Linked DNA regions of Homo sapiens: region 1 is linked to region 2. The links are chromatin loops, found by intact Hi-C in ENCODE. Cell type or tissue: upper lobe of right lung. All regions are shown on one strand. Links, peaks and the distances in the headings refer to the core of each region. The heading gives the core; the rest is flanking DNA. Region 1 overlaps NSUN3 (NOP2/Sun RNA methyltransferase 3). Region 2 overlaps ARL13B (ARF like GTPase 13B).

Region 1 (9,755 bases), core at 4,441-8,440, 65 kb before region 2:
TGTATCAGAAGACAATATCATGCAAGTGTGGCAAATGGCAGAGAACATTTATAATGATGAAGACCCTGAAGGAATATGGATCCAGAAGGACAAGGGTCCTAGATACGTCTTTACTTCTTGTGATTTTAGACTCCCCTTTTTTTCTTCTCAACCCTGAGAGTGATTTAACACTGGTTATGAGACAGACTTTGTTCAGGTATCCCTCTATATAATAGGTACCACCAATAATGCTATTAGCCCAAACAGTGGGTGTTTTCTAAATATTATTGGGGGGGGGGGCTTGATTCAGCAAAGCCACAGACTTACGTTGAAATTTTCTTCAGGAATTTTCTAGTAACAAACCCTGGTCTAAAGTAGCTACAGAAATGAAAATATCATGTGTGATTATTTTTCTTCTTATGCTATATCGCCAAGTTTTTCAGACTCATTTAAGTAAAGGCTAGAGTGAGTAAGGAATAGAGCCAAATGAGGTAGGTGTCTGAGCCATGAAGTATAAATACAGAAAGATGTCACTTTTATTCAGGAAATAGGGAAGATTCAAGTCATATAGATTCCTACCTGAAAATCCTGACACCTGACTTTCCAGGATGCACATTTACATAAGTAGACCAGTTTCTTCTTGGTTTGTTCAGTTAAGTCAAAACTACATGTTCCTCTTTCCCCATATATTTTTGCTCATTAGTGTATTTCTTGAGCTGTTTTCATGTTGTTTCTTTCCTGTCTGTGAAATGGTGTGGCTTTTTTTTGTTTGTTTGTTTGTTTGCTTTTAACTTGAGACCACCAAGTTGTAAAGATGTATGTTTTTACCTGACAGTTATACCACAGGTAGACTGTCAAATTGAGAAGACTGAATCAATAACTTGTATTTGTTTTAAAAATTAAATTAATCCTTGAAAAAAAATAAAAGTAATCCATCACATAAACAGACCCAATGACAAAAACCACATGATTATCTCAATAGATGCAGAAAAGACCTTGACAAATTTCAACACCCCTTTATGCTAAAAACTCTCAATAAACTAGGTATCGATGGATCATATCTCAAAATAATAAGAGCTATTTATGACAAACTCACAGCCAATAGCATACTGAATGGGCAAAAACTGGAAGCATTCCTTCTGAAAACCAGCACAAGACAAGAATGCCCTCTCTCACTACTCCTATTCAACACAGTATTGGAATTTCTAGCCAGGGCAATCAGGCACGAGAAGGAAATAAAGGGTATTCAAATAGGAAGAGAGGAAGTCAAATTGTCTCTGTTTGCAGATGACATGATTGTATATTTAGAAAGCCCCATCGTCTCAGCCCAAAATCTCCTTAAGCTAATAAGCAACTTCAGCAAAATCTCAAGGAACAAAATCAATGTGCAAAAATCACAAGCATTCCTATATACCAATAACAGACAAACAGACAGCCAAATCATGAGTGAACTCCCATCCACAATTGCTACTAAGAGAATAAAATACCTGGGAATACAACTTACAAGGGATGTGAAGGACCTCTTCAAGGAGAACTACAAACCACTGCTCGAGGAAATAAGAGAGGACACAAACAAATGGAAAATACTTCCATGCTCATGGATAAGAAGAATCAATACAGTGAAAATGGCCATACTGCCCAGAGTAACTTATAGATTCAATGCTATCCCCATCCAGCTACCATTGACTTTCTTCACAGAATTGGAAAAACAAAATACTTTAAACTTCATATGGAATCAAAAAAGAACCCACATAGCCAAGACAATCCTAAGGAAAAAGAACAAAGCTGGAGGCATCATGCTACCTGACTTCAAACTATACTACAAGGCTACAGTAACCAAAACGGCATGGAACTGGTACCAAAACAGATATATACAACCAATGGAACAGAACAGAGCCCTCAGAAATAATACCACACATCTACAACTATCTGATCTTTGGCAAACCTGACAAAAACAAGAAATGGGGAAAGGATTCCCTATTTAATAAATGGTGCTGGGAAAACTGGCTAGCCATATGCAGAAAACTGAAACTGGACCCCTTCCTTACACCTTATATGAAAATTAGCTGAAGATGGATTAAAGACTTAAACATAAGACCTAAAACCATAAAAATCCTAGAAGAAAACCTAGGCAATACCATTCAGGACATAGGCATGGGCAAAGACTTCATGTCTAAAACACCAAAAGCAACGGCAGCAAAAGCCAAAATTGACAAATGGGATCTAATTAAACGAAAGAGCTTCTGCACAGTAAAAGAAACTACCATCAGAGTGAACAGGCAACCTACAGAATGGGAGAAAATTTTTGCAATCTATCCAACTGACAAAGGGCTAATATCCAGAATCTACAAAGAATTTAAACAAATTTACGAGAAAAAAACAACCTCATCAAAAAGTGAGCAAAGGATATGAACAGACACTTCTCAAAAGAAGACATTTATGCAGCCAACAAACATATGAAAAAATGCTCATCATCACTGGTCATTAGAGAAATACAAATCAAAACCACAATGAAATACCATCTCACACCAGTTAGAATCATGATCATTAAAAAGTCAGGAAACAACAGATGCTGGAGAGGATGTGGAGAAACAGGAACACTTTTACACTGTTGGTGGGAGTGTAAATTAGTTCAACCATTGTGGAAGACAGTGTGGCGATTGGTCAAGGATCTAGAACTAGAAATACCATTTGACCCAGCAATCCCATTACTGGGTATATACCCAAAGGATTATAAATCCTTCTACTATAAGGACACATGCACACATATGTTTATTGCAGCACTATTCACAAGAGCAAAGACTTGTTACAAACCCAAATGTCCATCAATGATAGACTGGATAAAGAAAATGTGTCACATATACCCCATGAAATACTATGCAGCCATATAAAAGGATGAGTTCACGTCCTTCGCGGGGACATGGATGAAGCTGGAAACCATCATTCTCAGCAAACTATCACAGAACAGAAAATTAAACACTGCATGTTCTCACTCATCAGTGGGAGGTGAACAATGAGAACACATGGACACAGGGAGGGGAACATCACACATCAGGGCCTGTCGGGTGGTGAGGGGCTGGGGGACAGATAGCATTAGGAGAAATACCTAATGTAGGTGATGGGTTGATGGGTGCAGCAAACCACCATGGCATGGGTATACCTATGTAAGAAAACTGCACATTCTGCACATGTACCTCAGAACTTAAAGTATAATAATAAAAAAAAAAGAGAAGAACTTATTGCAGACTGAGGCAGAACTCTTCAGAAATTACTCTATCTCATTCTTTAGTGACTAGACAAAATAAGGCCTAAATAGAACAAACGAAATTTTTGATCTTTCATGATCTACACCCAACCCTACTGAACTATACAGATTTCTTCTAACAAGTTTCTTTAAAATTTACTGATCTCCACATGCCCGGCCCCCAACCTCCCTGAATAACCTTTCCTCTCTCACCTATCTGTTCTCAACTTAGGGAGTTTTCTCTCTCCAACGAAGTCTTTCCACTTACCACCCGGTTCACATCCTCCACCATACTCTGATATCATTATTAATAAATGTTACTGACTGGATGTGTACAATGTTCATTTTGCATGTTTATATCATAGAACCATCACAACAACCTTGAGAGAGGCAGCTCTTACTCCTATTTTAGAGGTTAACTGAGGCTTTTAGAGATTTTGGCAACTTACCTGAGGTCACATTGCTAGTACGCAGAAGTATCTGATTCAAAATCAGACTGACTTTAAAGTCTAACAGAAGTGATTCCCAACGTGTGAGACCCTGGTACTACAGCACAGAGCTACAAAAGGGGGCAAGAAAGAGAATTTTACCCCAACCCTCACTTAGTGCAAGTGGCCATGACCTCCCTGAAACCCTCTTCTGTCTAACAATGAAATCAGCTTGCCACATCCTGCCTATAGAAGCAGCTGCAACAGACCAACTCTTGAAGGGACTGCTAAGGCTGCTCAGGCTGGTGCTTCCTAGCCCTGAGAAAGCAAAGCTGTGTATTAATATGATTCTTACAGTTCCCCTTGCACACACCTGCCACTGACCTCCATTCTCCTCCCCACAACACACACACATACAACCCCTCCTGTGCCTGCACTGGGTGGGTTGCTAACCTGGGGCTGGAGGGAAAGTGGCTTCCGAATCCAAAGCTTTTATGGATGGGCAAGTAGCTTAGCAGGCAGTAGAGGGAATGTATGTTAGATGACTCTAGAAAACAGCGGCCAGGTGCCACACTCCAGGCCTTTTCCCAAGATTCACAGTTAGTCTGAAGCGGCTCCATTTACTGGTCTTCCAGGTGAGAAGAAGTGCAAGTACCTCAGTAGCCAGCAGAACTGGAGACATACAAGGTCAGTGACCTGCAAATTTGCTAGTGCACCACTGATATCATTTTGAAAAAAAACACATTTTAAGTTGACATTAAAATCTCACCATATGTTTAAAGGATGCAATTTCCAGCATACTGTAAAAATTGACATTTTAAAATACAAATTATACTGCCTTTAGTATGTGCCCAGTGGAAACTAAATATCATAATGATTTTGATACCCATCATCATCCATTTAAAAATTCATAGACTGACTCATCTTTAACAGGTGGAAATTTTATGCTGCTCGTTTTCCTCTTTTATTTACATTCTACTTCATATAACTTCATCTTAATATATTTTCATGCTTGAAATCTTTTTATCACCCTATCATGCTTCTCTAGCCCCCACATATACACATGTGTATGTACTAAATTTGTTTTTCCTGTGGTCTTAAATCTCTAAGTGTTAAAATGGTAACTTCTGGATTCAGGGATCAATAATATTATTAGTACAAAACCGATCAAAACAACTTATAAAAGTAAAAATTGGTAAGAAATGGATACTTAATGAAATGAGCTTTTGTTTCCATATATCCATAAATGAATATTACTTCTTACTATAATAAAATCAGTCAGGATTCAACATCATTTTTATGCCTATTTTGTGTTTTTTATAAAAGCTGAGAAAAACCTTCAGTTAAATAAGTGGATGAGAATTAAATATATTTTGTTATAGCAATGTTTCTTACTTTGAATTCTTTTGGAGTTATATCCCCAAATCACTTAGCAACCTATCATCAAAAATGTCTTAAATGAATTGATAGCTGACATCTCAATCAAGGCTCCTTTACTTTTGTTGAAAGCAAAACTTGGAAACCACCTGACTTGTCAGAGAATCTGTTAGTCATTTGCTTTCTCACACTGACACTCCAATAGTTTCTGGCATATGGAGGTTTTGAATACCTGGAGGAACATAGCATAGAAGCCAGAATGGTGCAAGTGTGCCTTTCTTTTTGTGAAAAGGGTGAAGGGAAATTGGAGAAAGGCAGGTTGGGAAAGGAGAATATGTGCCCCCTTATGTACAGAGGGGCAGAGTAATTTTCTGAAAGAGAATACATGAAAGTTGAGGATGTGAAAACTGACTGCGGTCACTTGCCTGAGCCTACATACCCCCTTGAAAAGTCTTTCTATTTCTCACTCATTGTTGCTCCTCCCTCCAACATGCTAAGTCTGTTTTGTCTTCTTTTTTTTAGAGACAAGGTCTCACTCTGTCACCCAGGCTGGCGTACAGCTGTGCGATCATGGCTCAGTGAAGCCTCGACCTCCTGGACTCAAGCGATCCTCCTACCTCAGTCTCCCAAGTAGTTGCGCCTACAGGCACGCACCACCACACCCAGCTAATTGCTTATTTTTTCTAGAGATGAGGTCTTGCTATATTGCCCATGCTGGTCTTGAACTCTTGTCCTCAAGCAATCTTCCCGCCCTCAAGCAAATCTCCTGCCTTGGCCTCCCAAAGTGCTGGAATTACAGGTGTGAGCCATCGTATATTATCTTCTTGTCAACATTCATTCATTCTCTAAAAATACACCGTCTGTCAACTATAGGCTAGGCACATCTATTTACTGATAATGATATAAAATAAGCTTAAATTCCTAAGAAACAAAAGAAAAATAAATTCCTAAGAAACAAAAGAAAAATTCCTAAGAAACAAAAGAAAAATATTAAAACTGACCAAAAAAAAATTAAGTAAAACTAGACAGATGGTACACAAGAATAACTGAATTTTGAGAAACAGTTAATGAAGCTAAACTAATATATCACACTGTGTGTCACCCTGCCTGCTTACCCATTTCCCTAACTCATTTATATGGGAGCCTTGACTTATTTTTCTCCTTGGCTAAGTGCCTGGGGCCTAAATCCTGGAGTAAATGAATAAAATTGGAGTTCTGATTCAAGGCTCTCTGAACTACTTACTATTTTAACAAAATTAAAGCATTAAAAAATTAAAAGCTAGTTAAGTTAAAATTTTGCAAAACTGTATAATGTATCATTTCGATAATGTTTATTATTTGATAGTATAATTTTCATTCAACTTTTCTGTGACTTTATTCTTTTTTCCTACTACTCTACTCTCCACCCTACCTTCCGTCCTAGTGACGAAGATGAAAAATATCATTTAATCTAGAAATTGTTAAACACAATTAATATAACCCTGTAGATTACAGAACCTATTTAAATTTCCATAGCTAAAAAAGAGAAATTCCTTGATTTAGTGCTATTATTATCCACTAGAGGGTGCTCATTCAACTCTTTTAAAAGTTAGAAATGAAAAACAAATCAATTTATGGAAATGCACCAAAGTATGTTTTTGAGTCATTTTATTTTTACTCCTCAGAGATGCTAACGAAGAGCTGATGGCTTCCTATTCTATTTTGGCAATGGATCTTCCTTGTATCTCACAGAAGGGCAATTTATGTCCAGATTTGTTATTCACTGTACCTCAGATAGGAAATCCTTTGCGTTTCTGGTGGAACATCAAAAGGCTAAAAATCCTGAACATAAGAGTCCTTCATACTACGGGATCTGAGCATACATTTGGAAGGATGCAACTCTGGACCCTTCACAGCAGCACAGATGGTATAGGAAAAGGCGTGGACTTTTAAGTCACAGGACTGAATTTGCCACAACTACAAGATACCTATCAATTGTTCTAACCTCTGACTTTAAAGTGTCTAAAAGTTACTTCTTCACAGAGATTTGCACAGATTAAGGCTGAAAATGTGTGTAAAGCCAACATATAGGACAATATAGAAATCTAGATACTGGTTCATTTCTCTCTTTCTTAACCACCTCAGTCTACATCCTTCACAGATTATGGTAATATTATCAGGTTGTGTGTGTGTATGTGTGTGTGTGTGTGTGTGTGTATTTTTTTTTCCTCTCTGTATGTGAACTCTCGGTCAGTGAGGAGAGTGTCCAAAAAAAAAAAGATGTTGCAGACAGTTCAGACTTATATGGTCTGTTTGTTTTGCTTTCTATAAAGTACATGTAAAATTTCCACAGTTAATAAATATTTCTAATTAATGCTTATATTAATCATACATTTATTAAGTATCCATTAATTATCCAATTAATCATACATGTATTTGAGGGCAGGATATATACAGTCCATTTTTGTATTCTCAGTGCTTAGCACAATGCCTAGTACACAAACACTGACAAAACTGGGAATAAGCAGAAGACTTGCCCAAGTCTCAAGGTATTGGTTCTTCAAAACCCTCCCTTGTCAGGAAAAAGATAAGCAAGTTAGTAAATTATGACGATAAAACCTTGAAAGAATCACAATAGCTCTATCAACAAAATGCAATGGATACACGAAGGGCAAAACTAATTTTGCCAAGGGACATACAGAAGGCTTGATGAAGTGGTTAATCATAGTAACAAAAATAATGCTAATGCATATGAAGTCCTTACTATACGTCAAACAACATTCCATTCACATTGTATATACACAAATTCATTTTATCTTCCCAAATGATTATATGAAATAGATACTATTTTTTCCCCATTTTACAGACGAGGACAATGGAGCACAGAGATATTAACTCACCTAGGTCATATGCTACAAGATGCAGAGGTGGGATTTGAACCCACACTACTGCACAGAGGGAGAAGGGAAAAAGGCATTCCTAGCAGAAGAACAGCATAGCCAGTCCCAAAGGCATGAAGGAGCCTGCCCAGAAAGATAAGATTTTTAGTCCAAACATAATACTGCAGACTTCTGGGGAGCAAAGGTTTGTACTCAAGGTGTGACACAATGGAATTTGGTAGCACCGAGAAACAGCATGACAGAGTGGGTACAACAAACTCTCAAGGCTCTTCAAAGTGTTAGATGTGTATACTTGGGCAAGTTAAAGTGTGAGATGTGTATACTTGGGCAAGTTACTTAACCTCTGTGTGCCTCAGCTTTCCTATATATAAATGGAAATAACTATTTCAGAGGGTTGTACATAGGATTGTTATTATTCATAAAGTGATTACAACATTGACTGGTACATAGTGCCATAAAAGTGGTTGCTAAAATAAGCAAACAGGTAAGTACTAAACATGGCTGTTGCAATATGCCAGATAAGAGATTGGGAAGGTCTAAGTGAATGGCAGCAGTAGAGAATTTTTTTAAAAAGATCCAAATTAAAAGGGGGCAGGGTAGTTGAGTCTCAAAGACAACTCTCACTTCTGACACCAATTACAAGTTCAGGGATTCCAAGGATGACTCTCAGGTTTGATTATTCACTGGGACACAACCGAACTCACTGAAAGCTGTTATAATCACAGTTATAGTCACAGTTTATTATAATGAAAGCATACAGATTAAAAACAATCACAGGAAGAGACTCATAGTGCAGAATTCACAACAATTCAAAGCATGAAGCTTCCAGCTGTCCTCTCCAACGGAATCATCAACGAGGTCAACTTTTGCTGGCAGTAATGTATGACAGTATGCACAAGAGTATTGCCAACCAGGGACACTCACCAAAGCCTTGGTATCCACTTTTTATTGGGGCTTGGTCACGTATATATGATTGACTGTCCATACAGCTTTTAGTCACAAGCCCTTCTGGATGTTGAGTTGACACCTGTGGTCCCCAGGCCTCAACATAAATCACATCGTTAGATTATCAGGTGTGACCTCAACACCCAGGTAAACAAAGACACACTTATCAGGAAGCACATTCCAAGGGCTTAGAGATCGCCTCCCAGGAGCTGAGGGCAGTTGCCAGACCTATTTTTATATAAGGTTCATTTTTTACTACAAAGGTAGTGAAGGTATAGAGAAGAAAGGAGGAAACCAGACTGATGGTGATACACTTAATTGAGATAAAATATGCAGGTAGCAAAGGCAACATAAGTTTGAAAGGGAAAAATAATAATACACTTTTGAGTTTGCCAAGTAACTGAAGTTGCTAAAAAACAGAAGTATGGGACTAAATCTTAGGAAGAACCTCACAGCTTGAGATGACAGCATACTGATAAAAGTCATGCCATGAATGGGCTTACCTGAGGAGAACATGGAGGCAACAAATAGAGCAAGAATTGAACCAGGGTAAACTCCAATTTTAAAGGGCTGCTCAGAGGATGACTAGACAAGAAAGGTTACTAAAAAAGAGCAAAACTAAATACTAAATCTTCCTCACTACTACAGGAAACTAAAAATATTGAATAAATTACTTTCTAAATAGGCCAAAAAAAGAGCACTTGACTTTCCCTGGAAGTAGACTCTACAAGTACATTATGTCTTGCAAACAAGCAGTTAAAACACAAAATATTTCATTCTGTTCTTATTTCCCCATACCATCTTCCATGCTCAGACTACTTCCTAAGCTGAGAAACCTTTATTTTGCCTATGGCAAATTTAGTGTGTGTTTATGCAAAACTTAAATTACCACAAAAACCCCAC
Region 2 (9,755 bases), core at 2,882-6,881:
GTATGATTTCAGAAGGTCTTGGGAGACCACTCATGGTGCAAAGACCAGGGTCAAGAATATCTATCTATCTATCTATCTATCTATCTATCTATCTATCTATCTATCTTTACTGCTCCTTGAGGAGCAGGGCTACCCCATACGCAGTGTGCCCAGAGTAGCCAAGAAACTTTTTAATTGGAATGCTCATAACATCCAGTAAGATCAAATCAGAGATATCATGTTGTCTTCCCCAAGTGAAACTATACATATATCACTTTTGCTGTAATCATTCAATTTGTGAAGACTGGCCAAAAGTTAAGGTAGTTCATGTAACTCCACAGAAAAGCAGGCAGTGTGTAATGAGAAAAGTGGCACCTTCCAGTAGTTTGAGAATGCTAATACAAATAGAATTGTTACCCTAAAAGAAAATTTTAGCCTGTGCCTCTCCAGGATAACTTTGGTTAAAAGCATTAGGAGATTCAACTATAAAAAGAAGGGGTAATTTATTATCTCTCTGAGGCCAACTTTTAAGACTCCACGGGTACTAGCGAGAGGGGGTGTAGAAAGAGCATATGCTTTCTTATGACATCAGTGTAACCCTGGACTGCTGAAAATTTCAACAGATTAAGCTGTTTAAAATACCTCGCAGCTCAGTTTATTCCTCAGGTAATCAACAAATCATGCCTTGTACTATTAATGGAAAATGTCTATACTGGATGTTGAGCTTAAAATTTGGTATTACTGCTGGCACTATTTATAAAGTTGCAAAACCTGTTTACTTTTTCTCTTGGAAAGGCCTTCTTTGTCAAGACTACCTAGTTTGAAGGTTTTTTGTTTGTATTTTTAAAAAAATTTCTGAAGGGCCAGCTAGATTAATTAAGCTCTAAATAGTTAAGGGGGGTGGGGAGCAGGCAAGAGTAGATAACGTAATTCATACCTTACAGTACAGGCTAAAGTTAATTTCTAAATAGTTGATGTGAGAGAAAAAGGACTTTGTAGATTAACATGATTGCAAAGCATAATGTTTGCATGGCATTTATTTTTACTCTCTTTAAAAGGAATGCAAATCATTTTTAATTTTCTATTGAAATTGGTTCTGGTTCATGCCACTCTACATAGCTGAATACACAGAATTAGAATATTTTACAGTTACTTTTATTATAGAAGAGGCATTTAACTAAGCCCAAAGAAGTAAAGTGACTTATCAGGGTTATCAACAAATTCACAGTAGCTCTTAGAATCCAGGTTCCAGACTCTGTCTTCTCCCTAAACTTTTCACCACTTATTTCAGAAGAATTAAAATATTATGCTGATTAATAAATGCTATACAACTGCCAAAAAGAACTTCTGAGCTAATAAAACAAAGAAGCCTAGTGATATTCTGATTCTGACTTTTCAAGAAAAACCTCCAGTCTGTGACATCAAGTAAAATCTGGCTGATATGGTTTACCTCTGTGTCACCACCCAAATCTCATCTTGAATTGTACTCTCATAATTCTGTGTTGTGGGAGGGACCTGGTGGGAGATGATTTCAATCATGGGGGCAGTTTCCCCCATATTGTTGTCATGGTAGTGAATAAGTCACACGAGATCTGATGGTTTTATCAGGGGTTTCTGCTTCTGCATCTTCCTCATTTTCTCTTGCCACCACCATGTAAGAAGTGCCTTTTGCCTCCCACCATGATTCTGAGGCCTTCTCAGCCATGTGGAACTGTAAGTCCAATTAAACCTCTTTTTCTTCCCAGTCTTAGGTATGCCTTTATCAGCACCATGAAAACAGAATGAGACACTGGCCAAGGCCTTATTTGCCATCACAACATGCTGTCAGGCTTGTGTGTAGGAGCAAGTAGAGAAGAACTAAAGATTGTCACAACCTGCTACTGTGGTCATCCACTCTACTTCCCACAAATAACAATGAATTCAGGCTCTGTCAATTTGTAATTTTGTGATTATAGAAAAGTTTCTTAATCTTTAGGTTTATTTCCTTCTATTAAATGAAGCTTTTCAGAGGTCTTGTTTTCTGCTTGCTTGTTATTGGGGGTAGGAGGAGAAAGTTATCCAAGCATTAAAATGACTTCTAAGGCACTGTGCGTTACCTCAACTAGTTTAGGCTCAGATAAGGCGCGGGCAGAAGAAATTAGATGCTGTAAATATTTGGCATATGAGTGGTCCAGATGTCTGTGGGCACTAAGGAGGAAGCTGTGTGCAACAAAGAGAACTGCCACCTGACTCTAATACAGGTATCCCCTCCTGCTACCCTTCTACAGCCCCCATCCCCTAGCACTGAGCTTAGCACAGTTCTGCTGAACATCTTTTCTACTTATTATACAGCAGATCTGTCAGTGCCAGACCTATTATATGCCAGGCATTATTTCTAGTTGCAGAGGTTATGTTAGTTTAAAGAAAGAATTTCTTATCTGCATGGAACTATGAAAGGAACTTGAAGGACTTTAAGCTAAGAAGCAGTAAAATTATCAAAATTGTATTTTTAAAAGTCTCATATTCTTTACATATTCTTGTATTGTTTCACTGGTCATAACAAGCATGTACCAGTTTTGTAATCTGAAAAATATCAAATAAAGAAAAGAACTGCTGGCAGTGTAGAGGAGAGCTTGGGGGGCAGGCAAGACTGGCAGTTAGAGACTGGTTAAGGGACTGTTCCTATCAGCAACACAGGTGATTAGAGAAGAGGAATTGAAGGGAGGTAACACTAAAGGGAAATGGAGTAGTGAAGAGATTCAAACGATAGTAAGACAGTAACATCAATAAGAGAAATTAATTGCAAGTCAGAGAGAAAAAGGTAAACAGGAGAACTTTCAAATATGGGGCTTGGTCAGACATTCAAGAGGTGTTTATAAACATATCAAAAAAAAGAGTAGGATACAAAATTTTATTTATTTATTTTTGAAACAGAGTCTTGCTCTGTCGCCCAGGCTGGAGTGCAGTGGCGTGATCTTGGCTCACTGCAACCTCCACCTCCCAGGTTTCAAGCAATTCTCCTGCCTCAGCCTCCCGAGTAGCTGGGACTACAGGCGCGCATGCCCGGCTAATTTTTTATATTTTTAGTAGAGACAGAGTTTCACCATGTTAGCCAGGATGGTCTCGATCCTCCTGACCTCGTGATCTGCCCTCCTCGGCCTCCCAAAGTGCTGGGATTACAGGCGTGAGCCACCGTGCCCGGCTCAAAATTGTATTTATTATATGAATACTGTATACATTACTTGTCTCATAAATATACATGCATAGGAAATTCATCAAAATGCTAACGGTGGCTGGCCCTGGATGGTAAGTCAATCATGTTTTTAAACATTCTTTTCCACATATGCACAACTATTAAATATCAAAAAAAATATACAAAAAACCTTTCCCTCTATCTTTGAAATTTACTAAGAATGTGTACTTTTGTGTACATTTTGTATATTTTTGAATCACATTCCTTCCAAAAAGCAGTTTACCTTTAATAATAAAATTCTGATTGTAAAAATCCCATGAGAAAATCTGGTCAAATGGCAAACGATTCTATATTTCATAAACATATTACACTGTCCATAATTAATTCTTATATCTTTGTGAATTCTCACTAACTATGAGTTTATAATGGTGAAGCAATCACAGTAGTTCTGTATTTTCTTTTCTATTCAGGAAATTCACTAGCTGAGAGAGGTGACAGAATTGAAAGCAAATATTTTGCTGTTATTTGATTACTCAGTAATCACTGTAGTCACTTAACAACTGTATACCCCGACTTTGAGCCGTTTCCACAGATATCTGCATGACTGACTCCCTCATTTCAAATGTCAGTTTCTCAATAAGGCCTATTAGGATCATTCTAATTATAAGAGCAACAGACCCTTGTCATCACTACCACCATAGGCTTTCTGATATTCTTTTACTTGTTTGTTTTCAATACACTGATGATCTAATATATAATGTAACTTATTAATTATATTTAGTCTGTTATCTCACCCCCTAGAATGTAAGCTCCTGAGGTCTAACTTGGATTTTTGTTATTTTTATTCCCAAACACTTTCCCAACCCTTGGCAATGTTGTGATTATAGAAAAGATTCTATGCTTGGCAACAGTAGATGCTCACGTAAATATTTGTTGAATTAATGCATGTATTAATGAATAAATCCAGAAAAGAGTAAATGAAAAAAATTAAATGACTAGTTTTAAAAAAGCACATAATATTGTTTTACAAATAACCATCATTAATATTTTTTACTTTAGTCTAGAAATCACTGATTCCCTGCTTAAACATCTGTAAACACCAATTTAGCCTATGGGGTTCTGCAAAGTTCTCTCTTCATACATATCCCTGTTAAAAGTTCTCCTTTAGATTCAATAAAACATGAGAATTGCTTATACAAATCAAATAACTTCTCTAATTAAATATATAAAAATTTAAAAGTATCAACTTTAGCAATAAATTATATAATACAGTTTTAACTTTTGCAATCAGAGCTTCCAAACCACCTCATTTAAAAATGTTCATTTACTACTGAAGACCACTGAGAAACTCTACAATTTTTCATCTAACCACATGACAGGTTGATTTTTTTTTTTTTTAATCCTTAATAATGAACCACAAGAACAAGGGAAAAGGGACAAGACGGCAAGGGCAAATATTTAGTTTACTACAAGTTAAAGAGCAATTTAAACTACTTTCAGTTTGCTATGCCTCACGGTTATAGCACCATCTACTGTTTACCATGCATAAATGCTATGAGGGCTGGTAGTGCAAAAGTCCTTTGTCACTTCGTTTTTAAAAAATGTTCACCCACATGGACGAAATCATATAAGTGTATGCCTAATTTGATAACAATCACATGTCCAATATGGAAATGTAGATGTGAAAACTGAGAAATCAATGTGGTATTAGAAAAATAAACTGTTTACATAACTCTGAAATAATAACTCTTTAAGGAAAAAAGGACAAAAGCAAAATACAAGTTACTAAAAGAGAAAAAATTAAAAGATATTTTAGAACCTTGTTAATGGAGTATTTCAAAATGCAAAATTCTATAAAAAGTAAACTATCACATAAAACAATGAGTTTATATTTGAATATCGAAGAGATCCACTTTTAAGAATTCTATAGCCTTAGCCCTTTTCCCCTATAGACAGCACTATAACAAGGCCTCAGTAAATTAACAACTCCCAGTTAATTACATACATTTTAGTATACTAAAGCGTGACTATTTTAGCTTATTCACTAGTCTGTAACAGGTAAATTTCTTTAGTGGCCAATGCCATCGTCCCTACATTTACAATGATGCTAACATTACTTACACCAATATAGGCTTTCCCGATATCCTAGGATGTCTTAGCATTTCTGACATAGCCTCTTTTGTCTCTTCCATTCTCTCTTCATCACTGGAATCCACAACAAATATTACCCCATAGGATTCAGCATAGTAATTCTTCCAGATTCCCCGAATTCTTATTCCACCTCCCAAGTCAAAGATGGTGACTTCAAACTTTCCTTGTCTAAGGTTAATTTTTGAAAATCCAACAGTAGGAGCTACATCTTCAGGGTATTCTGTTACAAATGATACACAAAAAAAGAAAATCTTTAGACTTTAATTGACAACGTTAATTTTTCAACTAAAATTTTAGCACCCAAGTGAAATATTTAGCATTCACTGACACAATAAACATTATTTTGAAGCATACTGGTTTGGGGACAGGCCAGAATATCAAACTAGAAATTTTACTCCATGCAGATAGGAATCTTTCTTTCCCCTGATATAACACCCACACCTAGTATATAATAGGTACTTAGTAAGTATCTGTTGAATTAATAAATGAATAAACTCTTGCCTTTAAGGCTATTTACTGTCCAAGTTACAAACAATAAAAATGTCAACCTTTCAATACCATAGCCATCCCCAGGGACTATTAAAACATCTGTGGAGTTATAAAGAAAACCATGAACACTTAGAGAATAGAAGAGTTTAGAAGAATCAAAGAATGAGAGAAGCTATAAAGAATAAGGCCACTCTTTTTTAATTAGCTGAATTAAAGTTATATTTACAATAAAGAGACGTTTAAGGGCAGCTTGCAACAAAAAGTAGATTTCATTCTTTCTATAGGAACATATTTTGGATGTTCCAATAAATACATAATTGAATTTTTTTGGATTTCTATATACGAAAACATAAAGAAGATACAGGAGGTATATGAACTGCCAAGGAGTGATAATGACAATAAGAGCTTTAAAAGATACCTGAGGATCTTAAAAGACCTCATTGGAGAGATAGAATTTAGGCCTTAAAGCTGTATAGGATTTAAACAGGCAGAAGAGGAAGGGAAATGGCAAAGTAAAGGAATATGAACAAATTGAACATTGTGCCTACAGCAAATCCTTAAGATTAGGAATGCAAATAGAAGAGGGTTCTGAAGATAGAGAACAAGGAATTATTGAAAATATCTGGCAGACCAATGATATAATTAAGGTGACTGAAATAGTGCTTTATTAAAATTAATCTTGCAAAAGTCTCTAGACTGACTGGAAGTGACAGTAATAGCCTCTTTTCAGAGAGGCATGAAAATAAAGGAATAGAAAAGAGAACTCATGAAAGATTAATGGCATACTGACTCATGGCTACAGAGAAAAGTTCAAACTTTATATTTTTCTGTTCTATTTTTTCTTCATCACTGGAATCCACTATAAATATTATCCCACAGAAAACATTGTTCAGAGCTGCATGGTCAAAACAAAAGCCACAAGCCACACGAGGCTTTTTAAATTTAAATAAACTAAAATAAAATTTAAAATTCAGTTCTCAGTTGCATCAGTTACATTTCAAGTGTTCAAAAGCCATATGTGGTGGCTGGGTACAGTGGCTCAGGCCTGAAATCTCAGCACTTTGGTAGGCTGAGGCGGAAGGATCACCTGAGGCCAGGAATTTGAGACTAGTCTGGGTAACATCTAGAGTTTAAAAAAAAAAGTCACATGTGGCTAGTGGTCCACCCTACTGGACAGAGCCAATATAGAACATTTCCATCATTGCAGAAAGTTCTACTGAACAACACCGGTGTTTAGAGGGTCTTATTTCCACATTTAGCAAAACATTTGCTATTACAAAGATTAATTTGAAAGGCATTCACTAAACTTAGGTGTGACTGAGAAACAGACTTGCAACACACCAATCTCTTGGTAAGCACCTTAGTGAAGTTTACACAGCACCTGAGAAAGTTAAGAGCCACTACAAGTCATACTTTTGCTAATACTTTCATTACCTAGAAAAAGAAAAAGGTAAAGTTAGACATATAAGCAGAATGATTTTCCAGAAATAGGATTATACTAGGCATTTAAAAATGTGATCTAAGCTTAACCAGAAGTAGTTTGTGTGGATAAAATAGGCAGCTGTCTTTCAGTATGAATAGAGAGGAACCCCAGGCAATCATCAGTGAAAACAAATCAACTATGCTGAAGTAGGAATAAGGGAACTAACATGTATCAAACACCTCCTTGGTACCAGGACTTTGTTAGGCATCAAGGGTGCAAAGATGAGTAAGATATGATTGCTGTCCTCAAAGTACAATGTAATATAGAGAAGTGGAATATTAATAGGAATAACACAGAATTTGTATGTTCTTTAAAAAAAATAAGCTAGAGACGATAGTGTGTAGGAATTCAAGGGAAGGAAGGTGAAAAAGGGAGGGGCAAGTTATGGTCTAGAAAGGCTTTCAGAGAAGAAATAAAATCTTGAAATGAAGACTTCATTGTGAGTGAACACATAAAAGCTACATAATTGTAACAGAGAAGGGAGAACTATATTTTAGGCAGAGGGAGCAATTTAAGTACAGATAAAATGATGGCAATATGCCCAGTAAACCAATTCAGATTAAGGATTTTTTTTCAAGGTTATATAGCAGGCAGAGACAGGCCTCAAACAGAGGTCTTCAGGACTTCCAAAGCCTGTTTCTTTTGATATATGGAACACCTTCTATTCTTTCCTCTGGTTCCTATTCAGCATTTGTGTTTCACAACTTAAGACTAAATGTTCAGGTACAACTTTCCCCATAAATCCTTTTTTGATGATTCCTCCTACTTCTACTATCACCTTTACCTCTATCATAATATTCTGTCCTCTACTGATCTTCACAATAGCCTATACCTTCCCAACACATGGGACTATGTCTTTGTATCCTTAGCATTCAGCACAAAGTATATAGGGCTCAATACTACACCACCAAACCACTGAGATAACTGAAGCTCCTGTCCCATACATCCACCCTTTCTTTTTTCCTTTCATGTATTTATCCATCTATCCTCGTACATGTATTTAGGGCCCATTATAGATGATAAATCATACAAGAACCAGGAATACAAAGATACATGGTCTCCAATTGAGAATTTCAGTAGAGTATATGTGGTAAGACATCATCTCTAGAAAGTCCAAGATAAAATGCAAATATACAATCAATAAATTTTTGAGCATTTCTTATAAGCTAAGTACTATGCATGGTTCTAGAAATACAAAGATTAATAAAATCCATCTTCTGATCCCATAGAGCTCTTAGTCTATTGGGGAAATATATATATATACATATACACACACACACACACACATACACAAATAACTACATATGAAACATAAATATATATATGAGTAACTATAATTTTTTTGTTTTTTTTTTCCTCTTCACAAATCACAAATAACTACAATATAATGAAGACATGTTAATACCCAACAATGCTAGGGACCAGTCCACGCAAAGAATTTTCGCACCAAAAATAACAATAGTTCCCTATTAGGAAACACTATCTGATAGTCAAGAGAATCCTAGATTTTTTTTTACCTAGGCTCATGACTGCTTACAACAGACCATAATCCCCAACTACTACGGCAGCAAGGGGTGGCCATGAGGGGAGGCTAGCCAGTGATGTGTTGTTAAATATTTGGAGGAGAAGAACCCTGATACATGTATGGTATCTGCCAATTTCCACAGTATAAATACTTTGACCATGGCCAATTTCAAACTAACAATGTGAGGTACCTAAACATAGAGTTGGGAAGAGATATGCATAATCGGCTCTCACTAGTTGATATGAGCCAATATGAAAAGCAGGTCCAGAACACCACTGCTTCTAGTCATGATGTGAACTAAAATGATGCAGCAGCTTTTGGTTCAGCTCCTAAAGAAAAGGAGGATGGCCTCCCCTTACCCTTTACCTCTTCCTTCTAGCTGAAATGCACATTTTGTAGTGAACTACCTTCAACCATGTAGGTGAGGGAGAACACTGGGGATGGCAAAGCAAATAGAACAAAGAATTGAGGACTAACACGATGGAGCTGACAAACCAGTCCTAGACTACTTTTGCTTAGGCTGTTATGAGAAAGAAAGAAACATCTATCTTGTTGAACCACTGTTATCTTAGGTCTCTGTGAGAACAATTGAACCTGTGTCCAACTAATGCAATTACTGACAACCATGAAGAAGAGAAGTTTGATTTAAAGAAGTAAAGTTCCAGGAAGGGGTGTTACTTTTATATTAAGAAGCTATTGTGAAAAAAATTTAGAAAGAATGAATAAAACCTAGTATTTGAAAGCACAACAGGCAGACTATAGTCAATAATAATTTAATCGAACATTTAAAAACAACTGAAAGAGTAACGCAAAGAATAGATGTTCAGGGAATAGATACCCAATTTTTCATGACGAAATTATTATGCCTTGCATGCCTATACAAAAATCTCATGTACCTCGTAATATATACACCTACTATGTACTCACAAAATTAAAAATAAAAAAGGGAAAAAAAG

Evidence for each region. A loop is a pair of places that touch in the nucleus more often than their neighbours do. Peaks named below come from ENCODE experiments on the same cell type or tissue, not always from the same donor. Only the 100,000 strongest peaks of a DNase experiment are listed, where the experiment ranks them.
Region 1: a loop joins it to region 2, with 3 times the contacts of the local background. A loop is called at or near these places in 94 of 110 quality-filtered maps.

What each region holds. Positions count from the first base shown.
Region 1 is chr3:94,066,255-94,076,009 of GRCh38, reverse strand. All of the region lies in intron 2 of NSUN3 (NOP2/Sun RNA methyltransferase 3), which reads right to left. It also overlaps the pseudogene RBBP4P2. Among named protein-coding and RNA genes, the nearest start is that of NSUN3, 8.1 kb to the right of the region's middle. In upper lobe of right lung, for the core only: a CTCF peak has its summit at 6,583 (motif pointing right); no DNase peak of the experiment used is centred there.
Region 2 is chr3:93,999,426-94,009,180 of GRCh38, reverse strand. ARL13B (ARF like GTPase 13B) reads right to left here. Exons shown (of 10, transcript NM_001174150.2): 3 at 5,273-5,522. Among named protein-coding and RNA genes, the nearest start is that of ARL13B, 24 kb to the right of the region's middle. In upper lobe of right lung, for the core only: a CTCF peak has its summit at 4,677 (motif pointing left); no DNase peak of the experiment used is centred there; H3K4me3 peaks cover 561 bases; H3K27ac peaks cover 2,275 bases.